2 separate regions of the Homo sapiens genome follow, and region 1 is linked to region 2. A link is a loop called in an ENCODE intact Hi-C map of the cell type or tissue named here. Cell type or tissue: GM12878. All regions are shown on one strand.

Evidence for each region. A loop is a pair of places that touch in the nucleus more often than their neighbours do. Peaks named below come from ENCODE experiments on the same cell type or tissue, not always from the same donor. Only the 100,000 strongest peaks of a DNase experiment are listed, where the experiment ranks them.
Region 1: a loop joins it to region 2, with 1.9 times the contacts of the local background. A loop is called at or near these places in 1 of 110 quality-filtered maps.

What each region holds. Positions count from the first base shown.
Region 1 is chr10:34,151,587-34,159,586 of GRCh38, reverse strand. All of the region lies in intron 22 of PARD3 (par-3 family cell polarity regulator), which reads left to right. Among named protein-coding and RNA genes, the nearest start is that of LINC02629, 250 kb to the right of the region's middle. In GM12878, no CTCF peak of the experiment used is centred here; no DNase peak of the experiment used is centred here.
Region 2 is chr10:34,376,368-34,384,367 of GRCh38, reverse strand. It overlaps PARD3 (par-3 family cell polarity regulator), which reads left to right. Exons shown (of 25, transcript NM_001184785.2): 8 at 114-239; 9 at 1,446-1,828; 10 at 6,262-6,401. Among named protein-coding and RNA genes, the nearest start is that of PARD3, 430 kb to the left of the region's middle. RefSeq lists an enhancer at 3,262-3,391. In GM12878, no CTCF peak of the experiment used is centred here; a DNase peak (open chromatin) is centred at 3,337.

The sequences.
Region 1 (8,000 bases), 220 kb after region 2:
GACTTACTAGTTGCCTAGATGTTAGAAGTTGGAACATTTGCTATTCAGATTATCCTATCTCCCACAATTTTTTGATTACCTCAACATTTCTTGGGAGTTACAGGGATGTAAAATGAATAAACTTGGCCTTCTTTCTACCTATGTGATTTAATGGGTAGTTATCCTAAGGCAGAGTGAAAGAGTTATTTGCAAATCTGCCTGAGTGCACACACTATTGACTGTTGTGAATAACTACCATAAACCACAGCATTGAGTGCTTTCCCTACTTACACCAACTCATTTGCTACTCAACAGCCCATGAGTAGCAGTAGAAGCTAAAGAGAACACGTATAACCTCCTCCAGGTCTTTAGCGAATCAGTGACAATGCAGAATCTAAAACCTAGGTCTTTCCAAAACTTCAGAATGAACTAGATTCTTGCCTCCCCTCAAGTTAAAAGAATATGCAACTGTTTGTACAGCACCTTTCACTGAAGTTCTAGTTGAAAGGAATTGTTTATTACCAGTGAATACATTTCATAGTTGAATCTCTGTGGTTGTTTGGTTCCATAAATTCTTGTTTCTTTTTCAAGATTTGAGAATGCAAAATGCTGCAATTCAGTCTTCATCCTTGGAAATATCTGATGGAAAGATATGGGCAGCATCAATGTCTTCAAATTCTGACTTGTCCCAAAGCCTTTCAACCTCACTTCTCTTACCCATCTTTGATAGGTTCAAGGGCTATGTCTGTCCACAATGGAAGTCACAGCCACATTTGGCTCTTTAGCTTTCAATTAATTAAAATTAAATACATCTAAGAATTCATTCCTTTGTTGAATTAGTCACACATCAAGTGCTTAATAGCCACTTGTAGCTAGTGGTAACCACAGTAACTAGTGATATGGAACACTTCCATCATGGCAGACAGTTGTGTTGGACAGCGTTCTAGGAGAATCATCACAGAGATAGTTGCCATATACACACTCTTTCTCACTAGCCAGGGCTTGGGACCCGGTTTCTTATAGATGGGCTGGAAGTCTTCCTCTTGCCTTTCTGAATGAAGCTGTACTGACCCAGTCAGGCCTGGGCAGCAGTCGCTTCTTTAGATCTCCATGGGTTCCACCCTGCGTCTTGCTTAGCTTTCACCCTAGCCTTAGCCACATGGGTAACATGAAATGGAAAAGAATCGTGAATCAAACACACAGAAGCTATCCAAGAAAACCACAGGAGTGGAGATGCCAAAGAGAGAAGAAATGGAAAGAGATGACTTCAGAAGATTCTAGGTTCTTTAATGCCTCCCATTAAAGTTGTCTCCTACCTCATGGGTCTTGGTGACTCTAATTTGTCTTTTCTCTCTCTCTCTTTTGTGGTTTTTGTTTGTTTGTTTTTTATTTGGAGAAACGAAGTCTTGCTTCATTGTCCAGGCTGGTTTCAAACTCTGGGCTTCAAGAGATCCTCCTGCCTCAACCTCCTAAAGTGCTGGGATTACAGGCATGAGTTACCTTGCATTGTCAGGCTTTGAAATTGTCTGAGTAGGCTGACATCAGCAATGTTTAAAGAGAATGAGGTAAAAGGAATAGAAAATGTTTGAGTATGTTGGAAATAGAAATGGTTTTATTTCATAATCTGTTGCAGTTTTATATTTATGTACATTTGTGCTGGTTGCTACATGAAATATAGCGCTTTTATTGTAGGTTGTGGTCAAAGTTTGAAAAATCCTGGGTTAGAATTGTAGTTAACACAATAAACAGAATTCTTTTTCTAATTTTCCAACATCTCTTTCCATAACAGTATTATGCTTGTTTTGTCATATGTTTTATGTCACCGTTTTATGTGTATCAGAACCATGAAAAACAAGTGCTTCATTTGGGCATGTGTCATTGGGAATAGGGAACCCTCTATAGGAAGCAGATGATGGTTTCAGATTTTAAATATGAGTCACAAGTTTGGTAGAAGAATCACACACAAAACAGTTTTATTGTGAAATTTGCAGATTTGGGAATAGGGAATCCTTGCTAGTTAGTTTTATGGGGAAAATTATTGTACATGGACTCATGATAATCTGTGTTAGGAGGTGCAGAGAATATAAATACTTGTAAAAGAAGAAAAAATGGAGAAAAAGGTGCACATGGCTGGACAATGTAGATCAGAGGTCTTTATTTATTTGAGTTCATGGGGCGCTTACTTGTCTGACACTGGCATCAGGGCTAAGGAAACAAAGGTGAATATGACTGGCTCCCTGCCCTCAAAATCTGACTTCTTAATTCCGGAGAGAGGCAAGTCCAGTAAACAAACAGCTACAACGCAGCATGAATCTAAGACAGCTGAGCACAGAGGGCACTCAGATGTGTGGATGCATCTGACTCAGCCAGCAGAGGGATATTTTCATCCTTGGAACCTTGCCTTGTCCAAGCCAGGATCTTCTGCCCCCGCATCACCCTTGTCTTCCCTAGCAAGTGTGCAGATCTCTGCCTTGATAACGCGTGTTCTTTTGTACGTTTGCTGAGATCCATGTACAACTATTCTCAGGGTTTTTAAGCAGCTATAAAATGAGGTTTTTACAATTCAGTTTGAATCTTCTCATACAATAATCATGTTCATGATTCAGCACAGGTTTTTACATGTTGCATTCCTACTCAAGGGCAGGGTTTTTTTTCCCCTCCTTTTTTCCACTGAAAGAATGCCAACAGGAATAAATTGAGTGGGATGAGCCTTCATGGTTACCTTTTTTCTTCACTTGGGTATTTATAGTAAGATGAAATGTGCAGAAGCTGTTTTCCTTTCATATAAACCAAAGATACAAGGAATTTACTAAGTGTCTGGGCAGTCGTTTGGTCTCATGAGAAGAGCATGGAAGCTGCAGGGGCCTGGGCGAGCTCTGGGAGGCTGCTCCTCAAAGTGGGACCACAGTGCCAGCAGCCGCGCTCTTAGTGAGGGCTTGACTTAGGGGTACCATGAGGAACTTTCTCATGCAAGTGAAGTGGTGACTCTTGTTCATCGCTTCCGAGTTTTCTTGTGGGAGCACTTGCAAACAAACCCTTTCCTTTTAAGTTCTTACCTCCTATTGACCATTTTGTTCCAACTTAAAAAACTTAAAAATTATACCTTTAGTTTGACCATGAGCCGTCTCTTTATGAGCATTAGAGTATTGGAAATTGTGATGTTCAGCAAAATCTAGAACACATGGCTGCTTTATAAAAATATGAGATTCATGGCCAGGCATGGTGACTCACACCTGTAATTCTAGCACTTTGGGAGGCCAAGGAAGCAGGATCACTGGAGCCCTGGAGTCTGAGACCTGCCTGGACAATATAACAAGACCCCATCTCTAAAAATATGAAAAAATTAGTGGCTTGTACCTGTAGTCCCAGCTACTTGGGAGGCCGAGGCAGGAAGATTGCTTGAGTCCAGGAGTTCGAGGTTACAGTGAGCTATGATAGCACCACTGCACTCCACCCTGGGTGACAGTTAGATTCTGTCTCTAAAAACAATAATAATCAGAAAAATATGAGAATCAGTCATCCAATTTAATACTTATCTGTAGCCTTGAGGTCACATGGCATGCATAGGCTTCCCACTTCCTGCTGAAAGTACTGTCTTAAAATTATCAGAGTGGGAGCAGCCTCCAGATCAGGTGGGAGCTGTGACCTCTCAGACTGTGCTAAATAGCTGTGTTTGTTGTACTGCTTTTGTAAGTCAACCAAGCCACAGGTTGTGCATTGTGAGTGGACCGTGTTGCATCTGCCTCCTGCCTCTGAATACAGTGGTCCCAGCAATAGATGCTCAATTCTCAGAGCGTCTGCATGACCCCCCATGGTCAGTACTGCTTCACTGTGCTCCTTTCATTGATCCTGTTGTTGCTGCCACGAGAGCAAAATAAAATTAATATAAATATATATGCTACACACACACACACACACACACACACACACACACACACATTTTTAGAGGGCTTGTGGTTTCTGAAGATGATGAAAGAAAAAAAAGCTGTGAAAAGCAAAAATGCCCAAAAGTTCATCTTCTGCCCTGACCCATCACCCTTCTTCAGAGGTACCCAGTACCTCCAATTCCCAAGTCTTTCTGGGGTTCTGCTGAACCAACACGTAGCCGTTTATCCCTTCATGTAAGCTTAGGGTTCTACATTTTCCAATATGCTAACTAAGCCCCATCCATTAGCCTTACAGCTCCTAAAATGTTATCTTTCATTTGCTGTAGTCTCCTCTATTGTTATTCTTGTTATCTGAGTGATTTGAAGACTTTTTATGTCTTTGCTGGCATTTTGGTGGGGTTTTAGAAGAGCGTCGAGGCTGCATAGATGTGTTCGATCTGTCTTATTTATTTGGACATTTCAGCAGCCTCTTTTAAAAGAATAATCAGTCCCCAGTCCAGAAACCCCTGGAACCACTTGGTACTTCTTAAACCTGCCTTCCCTTCACATAGGCTGACCGCTCAACCTGACTTCAATTCCTCACTCCAAACCCAGCCCAAATTTAGGGAACCTATGGAAATGCATCTGGCCTGGTCTGTACCATTTCCTTAAGAAATGATCACTCCCTCCTCTTATTTTCCCCAAAATCATACACTAACTTTATCACTTAATGTCTTGTCTATTATTGTTACCTGACCATTGAGTATAGGAACCATTGTCACACCTCTGTATTCTCAACAATTTACATAATGCCTGGCATTTAGTAGGTGCTTAGTAAATAACAATGGTAATTGTCACTACAAATTACAAAAATATGTTTATAGTAGTTCTAAGTCTCAATCAGTCTTCCCAAATTAACCGGGAAAGAAACATGCTCAGGCAGAACCCATGAGTTTCAACACCTGGAGGTAGTTACTACATTGGCAGAATAGTGTTGCAGGGGAGGGGAAGGGATGGATGCAAAGAAATAAATCTCTCTGTCTCTCTCTCGAAACGTGAGAGGTGGTATGTGAAAGATGAGGGCACTGTCTGGGGAGAAACAAAATCTTCCATGAATGCGCTTTAGTCTTCTACAGGGCAAGTATGACCTAGATATTCAGCAATTGGAATTACTTTTAAACTGCTCACCTGTCTACTGTTGTTCCTTGTTGATGAGGAAAATCAGGTGATGCTTATCTTAAAGATAAGGTGTTTGTATCCTCCCTTGCTCAGGATCCAAGCAGGCTTCATTCCAGGCATCATTAAGTGAGTCTGTTGCCAGGAAAGCTGCAGTGTGGGCGTTCACCATGACTGCTAAATTTGCAGCATTTCTTTTCATTCAAACTCATGGATGGAGGAGAGGGTCTCACTTGTATTTGCCCAACACGTATTATTAGTAGTATTATTGTTTTACATTTCTGCAGTTTTTTTCATGGAAGCCTCACATTCTACTTTCCAGTCTCACAGGCCATCCTCACCACGATACACATGATCATTTAGTAGCAAAGTCTGTTCATCAGAAAACTCTAATTGCTTTATGTGTGAGAACATTAAACTGCAATAAATTTATGGATGCAGCTGCTCCATTACTGGAGAACAAGTTTTATCTCCTAATAAATTGATGTTTCTTTTTAGTGTCAACTAAAACCAAAATTTACACCCAAGGAATTGAACCTTAACATTAAATAATTACTTCAATGCCGCTAGTGGTAAGAAAGGGTACTCACTTCCCAATTCTAAAAGGCCGGAGTGAGGGAAATGGTTTTTTCCTCTGTTAATTGTTTCTTGAAAGCATAATTGCACAAGGGCTTTAATTGAAATAAGCATAGGAGCTATGCCCTTTTAAAGAAGATACTGTAAATAGTGTCATCATTTGGTATGAGTTACACCATAAGGGGAAACACTAAAAGCCTTATTTATGTTGAAGGGTAAGGGGGAAAAAAGAGGTTCACTTTGGTGTTTTGTCTGCAGTTCCATTTAAGATAATGGAATAGATGCTTAAAATTCTCTGGACTTTGATGAATATTTAATTCATCTTTTCTACAAGACGTTTGAATTAAACTGACTACTGATAAAAGATACAGTGTGGACAATGGAGTTATGTAAATTTGGCTTGCTCTGAGGGGATCTGAATTTAAATGGCCAAAGGATGGTTTCTTTTTGTTGTTTATGATAATTCAAATGTACTAATCTTGTAATACTGTACATTAAGGACTTCAATTGTCTGGTCCCATGTGAAATAAGAAATAGTATCAGGTTTACTTTATGTTCATATTATGGACTAAAAGTTTATTATACGTGTGTGTGTCTCTGCACTCATGAATATGTATGTGTGTGTGTGAGGGAGAGCTCTCCCCTAATTCAAATATGACACAGATTAAAATGGCTCCTGGACAGGCGCAGTATCTCACACCTGTAATTCCAGCACTTTAAGAAGCCAAGTTGGGAGGATCACTTGCGGCCTCTCAGGAGGCTGAGGTGGGAGGATTGCCTGATCCCAGGAGTTTAAGGCTGCAGTGAGCTTTGATTGCATCCGTGTATACTCAGTGTACTTCAGCCAGGGTGATAGAGGAAAACACTGTTTCAAAAAAAAAGTTTTCCCCCAATTTCTGTGAATCAGGAAGACTTTAGCAGTTGAATGTTAGAATATTAGCCAAGCTGAAGTAGCCCTGGGCAGGGACCTATACTTCTGCATTGCTCCAAGTCAGCCATCTGCCTAGTTTATTAGCTTTGTCATGTCACTGGATCTCTCTGGGCCTCAGTTTCCTCATCAGTAAAGCGAAGAGGTTGGTCCTGATAATCACAAGGCTACCTTATCATTGGAATGCTCTTTAATTCTGTCACTCATCCCACAACATATAATTAACACCTACATCTTACTTTTCTCTGCCTTTAACCTTCCATTCAGTGCTATGTACGGCCAGTTGTCTGCATGGGAAAACAGGAAAGCAAACAATCCAAGTACAGACTGGATACTGTTCTATGCCAGTTCTATCAATTATCTGGGAAATGATTGAATAATCCTTTTGAAAAAAACATAAAGTATTAGATGCCATGATAGAGATCAGCACACATTGAAGTACTTAATGATGCAATCTGTGACCTGGCTCTAGCATTTTGGAATACAGTTCTGTGCCATATAACCACATGTCAGTCAATGACAGACTGCACATATCACAGTGGTTCCATAAGATTATAATACCACATTTGTACTGTACCTTTTCTATATGTAGATATATTTAGATACACAAATACCATTATGTTCCAATTGCCTGCAGTATTCAGTGCACTCACATGCTGTACAGGTTTGCTGCCTAGGAGCAATAGGCTACACCATACAGCCTAGCTGGGTAGTAGACTACATCATCTATGTTCATATAAGTATACTCTTATCATATTCACATGATGATATTGCCTAACAACCCATTTCTCAGGATGTAGCTGCATTGTTAAACAATGCAAGACTGTAGTTCTAAGGTTGATGGAATTTTTTTTTAAGTCTCTGCTAGCTACAGGGAAATTTTTCCAAAGTAAAAGAAAGATCTTGTGAAAAATCACATAAGAAGCACATTGGGTCTCTGGGGTAAAATTAAAGGGTTCAACCAGAAGACATCCTTCTTCCTCTTCAAGAACTCGGATCTAAGACCTCTGCAGAGCCATTTTTGGTCTTTTAAGAAAAGGCAAAAGTATTATAATATTTAGTTATTAGCATGTTCATTTGCCAAAGTTCTAAAAATTCCTTAGTACTATATATGTATATTTTATAGAATCTTGAGGTCTCTTGAATAAGTAACAGAATATATTTAAAGCCGTCTTGTGGTACTTGCAATCTACTTTTACTATTAAAGTTACTATAAAGATTTAGAGATATTATATCTTTGCCTGTGTGATCCATTGTTGCCATATCATGGAGCCAACTCCTTGGTCAGAAACATAACCTCCAATTATAACATTGCTCCTATGGGAAAATCTGATCCACTTTATGGTGTGGTTTCTAAGAACACATTGTGGTGAAAAGGAGAGGATGCCTGTATTTTTTTAAATTGAAGCTTTTCAACCCTTTATAACATCAGTTATGACTTGGCGAGATGTGAACAATGTGTCGTTTATGGATTG
Region 2 (8,000 bases):
CATGCTCCTTTGTAAGGACATCTTTGTAAATATAATAACAGCATTAAAGTGGTAAGGCAGTGTGCATGGTGGAGATATTACATGTGTAATCATTTGCATTCTTAATGTTCCAGAACCCTGGGGTTATTAGTAAAACGATTGGAGAAAGGTGGTAAAGCTGAACATGAAAATCTTTTTCGTGAGAATGATTGCATTGTCAGGATTAATGATGGCGACCTTCGAAATAGAAGATTTGAACAGTAAGTGTGTGCTCGCTGCACTTCTGTTCTTACTTGCATTAGGCATGACAGAGTGCAGTCAGTTGAAATGCTTCAAACATGTCTGTGATCTCAGTCTGTATACTGGAGAGGAATATTTTCTGCCATTAGCTTTTAAAAATTTAAACATACTCAGTAATTAATACCATTAGACTATATTTCAAAATGTCCTCTGATGGATATAGCTCTTCTTAAGTATTATGGCCCCCATTTCAACTTTACAATTTTGCTGGTTCCTCTCCTTTTGGAAAATTGACAGTGTGCCCATTTTTATCATACTTTAACTCACCCGTCCACCTTTGCTGCACACAGTTTCTCTAGATACAAACAAGCAGATAAAGCTGTTTGTATCTGCTTGAGGTTGTATTCAGATACACTTTATCTTGGGTTGTATTCAGATACAATATTGGGTTGTATTCAGATACACTTTATCTTGATTCAGGCCCTTAGTCAATGAAAAACATAACAGTTGGCCAGTTCTTATAAAACAAGGCAGGAGCAAACAGAACTCTTAAGAACTTGAGGTCCTGACCAGGGAACCAGCATGAGAAAGAGCTGCTTCCCAGGCTGGTTGTATGGGTGCACTGTGACCCACAGCTGTCAACATTTTGAATTATTGAGCCTGGATTGCTGTTCTTGAGATTTTTACATATACCAACTTAATAAATAATTAATAGTTACTTTCTATAGTCTTCTAAGTGTGTGTGTGTGTGTGTGTGTATTTTAAAAATTTTAAATACACATCTAACCCAATCCAATATTCTAAATATAATTATAAAGCTCTGTCTTTCTTTGAAAACTTAAATTGAAGTATTTTGTAATGTCTACAAGTTGTATTAGACAATGTTGTAGAGAGAATGTTCCATTTGGTTTCTATTATTGAAATTATAATACTTGTTATACTTAAAACATGTTTAATGATTTACAGTTGAGAGGACAGAATTTTATCTGTAGTTGTAGATAATTTTTCTATTTTTATTGAGAGAATGAGAAATTTATATTTGAAGAAACAGCTATTGATAGATCAGAGCTGCAAACTTGATTGATAAATGGGTTATTAGAATTTTGCTTTTCAATTTCAACAGCCTGTCAGTTCTTATTGCTTAATTAGTAAACTTAATTAAGCTCATAATATCTTCTAGTCTGCCAGTCTTAATTTGCTAATTTTCTATTCTTTCTCAAACCCAGAGCACAACATATGTTTCGCCAAGCCATGCGTACACCCATCATTTGGTTCCATGTGGTTCCTGCAGCAAATAAAGAGCAGTATGAACAACTATCCCAAAGTGAGAAGAACAATTACTATTCAAGCCGTTTTAGCCCTGACAGCCAGTATATTGACAACAGGAGTGTGAACAGTGCAGGGCTTCACACGGTGCAGAGAGCACCCCGACTGAACCACCCGCCTGAGCAGATAGACTCTCACTCAAGACTACCTCATAGCGCACACCCCTCGGGAAAACCACCATCCGCTCCAGCCTCGGCACCTCAGAATGTATTTAGTACGACTGTAAGCAGTGGTTATAACACCAAAAAAATAGGCAAGAGGCTTAATATCCAGCTTAAGAAAGGTACGACCTATCCTGTTTTTGTTTTGTGGAATTTCTTTTCTTAGCAGCAACACACAAGGGTAGAAATGGAATTTATTTTAAAAGTCAACCTACTAACCCAAAGCACCCTGAGTCTTATCTAATTATTTTGTGAAAGAACTGATAGATTTTTTAAAGTTACTTACCTTTTAACATATTTCAAATTGTATTTCTTATATGTCTCAGGTTTATTTTGCTCTGTAGAAATTAAAATGTAAAAGTGCAGAGAATAAGACTATGTCTATGAGAAGAAGATAGCAGTTACTGTAGTAAAATTTTTGATTGTGAAAGAAAATGGCTTCAGGACATTAATATCAAATGCAGAACAATAGTAAGGATTTGACCATTTTGACTGCCCCATTTGCTGTATAAGTCCAGCCCTCAAGGAGGACTTTAGAGGTAGTGCACGTCAATCTCAGTATTTGATGTGGGGAGGGACCAATTTGTTTGAGGCTGCCAGGAGTTTATAGTAGGTTGCTGAGAAGCCAGGCCATTGACTCTTGTCTTTTGTTTTCTTGTATTATTGCATTACTTCCCTTTCTTTTTTTTCTTTTCTTTTCCTCTCTTTTCTTTTTCTTTCTTTTTTTTTTTTTTTTTTTTTTTTTTTTTGAGACAGGGCCTTTCTTTGTTGCCCAGGCTACAGTGCAGTGGTGCAGTCATAGCTCACCGTAGCCCGCAACACCCCATGTCAGCCTTCCAAGTGCTGTGACTAGAGGCACATGCCGCCATGCCCATCTCATTTACAAATTTTTTGTTGTGTTGGAGTCTTGCCATGTTGCCCAGGTTGATCTGGAACTCCTGGCCTCAAGTAGTCCTTCTACCTCGGCTTCCCAAAGTGCTGGGATTATGGAAGTGAGCCACCATGTCCAGGCCTGCTTCTCTTTCTTATGGTGATGTGGAAGTCATGATGTCGATTGCCGATTCTTCATACATCTTCCATCCATTATGTATTTTAGTACCCTTCCTGTATACAGTGGATCTCTGTATAGAGAGCATGTTCTTGCAGTTTGCCTCCTTCAAAGTTGAGTGCAAACTATTGGACTTGACTTTATGATTTTCACCCAATGTTTCGTCCAGGCACCAAGATACACTTTTACTGTTCCTGATCCATTTTAGCTGAGCATTTTGATATATTTTTAAATCATGTCTTTCAAAATGGTATTATTATAAAGAATATTTTTTTTTATAGGCTCAACCATCAACTCTTATAGTTGGATGGAAATGATTCCAAGAGAGGTTCATTATTTCCTCAGGTCATGTGGCTGTTGGCCACAGATTCTTACTAGTATGTTTTCCATATCCGGATATTCAGACCATTCTTCTTTACATTTGGGGTAGCATTTACAAGGTTGTAAACTCTGAGACTGCTGTTTCCTTTCTAACTCATATTCTTTCAGTGAACTTTATGTGAACCTCAAGTTTCTTATTTCTGGTTACTGGTTTTTAAGCTCTAAATACTTGGTTGACATGATCAGGAGTTGACAGCTTGCCTCGTTGCAAACACAGAGTCATATCAACAGAAACCCCTTTAGCTCTGTCAATTCCTAAATGAGAGAAATATCACATCCTCTTTCCTCCTTTTGCTCTACTTAAATGACAGGCCCTTGTTTTTAACCAAAAACATATCAAGAACTACAAATAGAATCGTATAAAAAATAAAATTCTGCTTGATATCTCTAAACAAAGGTACAGTATTTTGCTTCACCATTGTCATAAAGATACTGGTTCATAAATATCTTTTCCTTTTTACACTGATACAGCAATATTCATTTAGTTAATTATGGTTTTTCAAAAATTAGGATATTTGACAAATCATGATATAACATGAACTTTTTAAATGAGGTGATTTGCCATTAAAAGTACCATTGTTTTGCTAATGAAAGAATGAGAAATACAAAGGAAATCTGAAGTGAGAAGATAAAGGTAAAGTATTAAACAGAATACAGATTCTCCAAAAAAAGGAAAATAATGAGTATATCTAATTTTTATGTTATAGTAAGTCTGAAGTGATAAATAAATCAAATTGATACATTTTACTTACAAAACTGGTACCATTGTTTTGAATACAGATATTATTTTAATAGCATTTAATGAAAAATATGATTGCATTTACACAAGCTAATTTAGAAAGACTATGCTTAATCACTGAAAGGAGAAACAATGGTTTTAAGTGTTTTTCAGACCTTGAGTAATCTTAATGATATAGAGTCCCATAGATCTATCTTGATTTTAATTTACCAACTGTGAGAATGTATGACAAAAAGCACATGCTGCTTGTGCATGCTGCCAATACTTACAAATATTTTATATAAAAATTATGTTTACTATAAATGTGGGGAAGAATGCTGATTATCTTTGATTAGGACTAAATGCATATATTTTAATAATAATGAATGTAGGAGAATTGAACAGGCTTTCCTTGTAGCTAGCAGATTTTTTTCTTACAAGTTATTACATTTATTAGTGAAGTACATTAAAAACATAGGGTGTGTCAGTGTTAAACTTCAGATTCAGTTCAAAGTGAGCTAATGTGCTTTGAGTGGCAGCAGTTCTTCAAAAACTGGAATCAACTCTTAGTACAAAAAAAGATGTCAGTATAATTATTCTTTGGCCTAATTTTGGAGCTATGTTATATAACATGACAACAGAATAGCCTCAGTGTACTTGCTTCCATAATTATGATTTCTTAATATTTATTGCCATTTTGGTATTCTCAAATACCCAGCTCTTTTGTAGAAATTAGCTTTTTAATAAAGTCAGAGGAGAAGGTCAGTAATCTGTTTCAGTCAGTGCAGAATGTTTTGTTGGCTTTGTTAAATGAAAATTGATATCTACTTATCTTTCCTTGAAAGGTCATTGCCTGAACTTTTAGCTTACAGATTTAGGGGTTGTTGCTGATATTTTAATAGTATTGAGGTTCCTACAACAGTCAGCATTCATAGTTCAAAAAAGTTAGTATTGCAAAAGGAGAGTAATTAAGAATTCTTTCTTAATAAATGTTATTGCAAGTCATTAGAGTTTCATGAAAGCAGAGACATATGGAAAAATCTCCCCAGAGCAATAACAAACATTTCATATAGACAGTATGCCATTCAGGTGTTCAGCATGGAAGACATCAGAAATATTAATAGTCCAAGCACCCTAAAGTGACTTCAGACTAAAGTAAATGAATGCTTTGTTTGATGTTGAGAATAACTATGGTAGGTTTTGCTACAGGAATAACTATGGAGTGTTTTCTTTATTTCTCCTTTAATGTTTCTTTAATCTACATTTTTATTCACCCTTTTTTGTTCACTTATATTTTATACTTTTCATTACAGTTTTATACTGAGTGATGTATCAGATTAATGTGCTCTTTTCTAGATTTTTCACCTTTACAGATCTCTTTATTCTTCCCATAATGAGCAAGCATTTGCCTTAACAATATTTTAACTGAAATGGAAACTAATATCTTAAGAAGTAACTTTTTAAAAAAGCTTAGGTAGAAATCATTATTGTAAAAATGTTGTGATTCATTACAAATGTATCATTATCTCCCCAGTTTTTCCTGGGCACGTGTTGGCTTCTTGCGTCTTGATTCTAGTGACATATAAACACTTTTCTGCTTTGTATTGAGCATGTAAGACTGTCTGTCAAGAAAGCTGCCAAAGAAATGAGAATTTAAATTCTGTGAATCATCAGAGTAATTTATAAATGCATCATTAATTTAGTACCTTTAAGCATAATATGATCCCCAGATTTGGTAGCCATGATCTGAGATGGAGTCTTCACTGAGTAATTTGCCTTGTTTGGGAGTGGGGGGTGGTGAAGGAAATATACATGGTAAGATTTAGGTGAATTAGAAGTGAACTAGGCAAAGATAATTTGGTTTATGGTTTATCCTCTTAGTAAACTGCTTTGAATAATTATGATTTTGGGAGGTTCCATTACCTCTATCTAGAGATACCTCTCATTTCACTGTTCTTTTCCATCTCCCTGGACATTTTTGTTTCCCTTGCTCATACCTCCTACCCTTAAAATTTGGATGTCATTATTGCACAATAATACTTGAGTTTTGAGGTACTGTGGGTCTTAACAGAAGTTTTTTTCTTTCTTCATGTAGTGAATTTCCTATTCAAAGATTTACATTGATTTAAAAACTTTTAGCAGTCATATTTACATATTAACTTTCATCTGTCTTTGAGAAGATTGCTGTTTCTTCTTAGATTAATAACTGTTGATATGTAAACCATTTAAACCTTCCACAATTTAGTCTATTTTGAAAAATTTATTACAACTTTTAAAGTAGTAGAAGAAATGTGGACCATTGTGAAAGTTACAAAATGTCAAGTTGAGGTTGAGTATACTGGTGCAATACACCTGTAAAATTCAAGATATCTCATTTTATTTACTTTTCTTCTCCTTCACATACCTAGGTACAGAAGGTTTGGGATTCAGCATCACTTCCAGAGATGTAACAATAGGTGGCTCAGCTCCAATCTATGTGAAAAACATTCTCCCCCGGGGGGCGGCCATTCAGGATGGCCGACTTAAGGCAGGAGACAGACTTATAGAGGTAAGTGACTTCCCCAGCAGGATGTTCCCTGATTCTTGAAATGTTCCATTTCCAGGAGCCAACTTTTAAAAACATTTTCATAAAATATGAAATTCAGTTATATACATTTTAGCGGAAGTATGCGTCACAAAATGTGTTTCTGTTTTATGTTTAGATTTTCCATGTTATTTTTTATATATATTTTTTTAATTGTTAAAATTTTTGTAGAGGCAGAGTCTTGCTATGTTGCCCCAGCTGGTCTTGAATTGCTGGCCTCAGGCGATCCTCTTGCCTCCCAGTGTGCTGGGATTACAGGTGTGAGCCATCGTGCCCAGCTCTTTTTTCCATGTTATCTGATGAGAAATTATCTTTCCATTTATTTATTTATTTTTTTTTATGAGATGGAGTCTCGCTCTGTCGCCCAGGCTGGAGTGCAGTGGCACAATCTCAGCTTACTGCAGCCTCCACCTTCTGGGTTCAAGTGATTCTCCTGCCTCAGCCCCCCTGGTAGCTGGGACTACAGGCGTGCACCACCATGCCTGGCTAATTTTTGTATTTTTCATAGAGACAGGGTTTCACCACATTGGCCAGGCTGGCCTTGAACTCCTGCCTTGGCCTCCCAAAATGCTGGGATTACAGACGTTAGCCCTCATGCCCAGCCCCATTTAGTTTAGTTATAAATTTTTAGTTACTCAGACATTTGGTTTATGAGGTAACATTTTGTCATATAAAATGTCTGTAAGGTTACGTTTCTAAATGGCTTTATATTTATGTCTGGCAATGTGGAAATGTATTCAGAACAGAGACAGATGAAATAAATGAAAACAGTGTTCCTTGATAAGAGGAGCAAGGAAATCTTGAAATGGCAGCATGGAGAATAAATTGAGTCATAAGAGTCAAATGTCAGGAAAGAAAAGAAAAATCGTTTTTGAATTTTTTTTCTATGTCTTATGAGTTTGGGTTCATTGGTATTTGAAGCTGCCTTGGAAATAGATTAACATACATAATTTGTGTTTGTGTGATGGTTTGCACATAAAAGAGAAAATTGAAAAATATGTTTTAAACCATTTTTCTTAGTTTTTTTTAAAGAAAATATAGTCTGTATTTTTATTAGCAGATACTGCATTTCCTAATTAACTAGTATTCAAATATTAATGCTAAGGTAAACTTTTACCACACTATCCTTTTTTCTTATAGTTTCATATATGGTTTCTATCTCTCCAGATTGAGTTCTCCTAAAGAATTTTTGTAAAGTAGGGGAGGAGAGGGATACCGTCTGTATTTTTTTCCATGTCTACATTTGGAGCCTAGATCCCTTAAATTTTATTCCCACTGTTTTGGTCCTGTGCATGTGACAACGTATGTTAAATAGGCACTGTTAGAAGCTAAATAACAGATGTTTGAGTACAAATTATGTTAGGGTCCTGCTTCCTGAAAAAGCCACTTGTCCTGGGGTTATAAATTGAGTGGTACGTTAGCCCACGTCTGCAGTCGTAGCTTGTTTTATTTGTAAGAGTCTCTGCTGGGACTTGAATTCAGTCCTCCTGTCTTCTGAGTCCAAAAAAATATCTGTCCTTTTCTGGCTCTCTCCGTCTTTCTTTCTAAAGATAATTGCTTTAT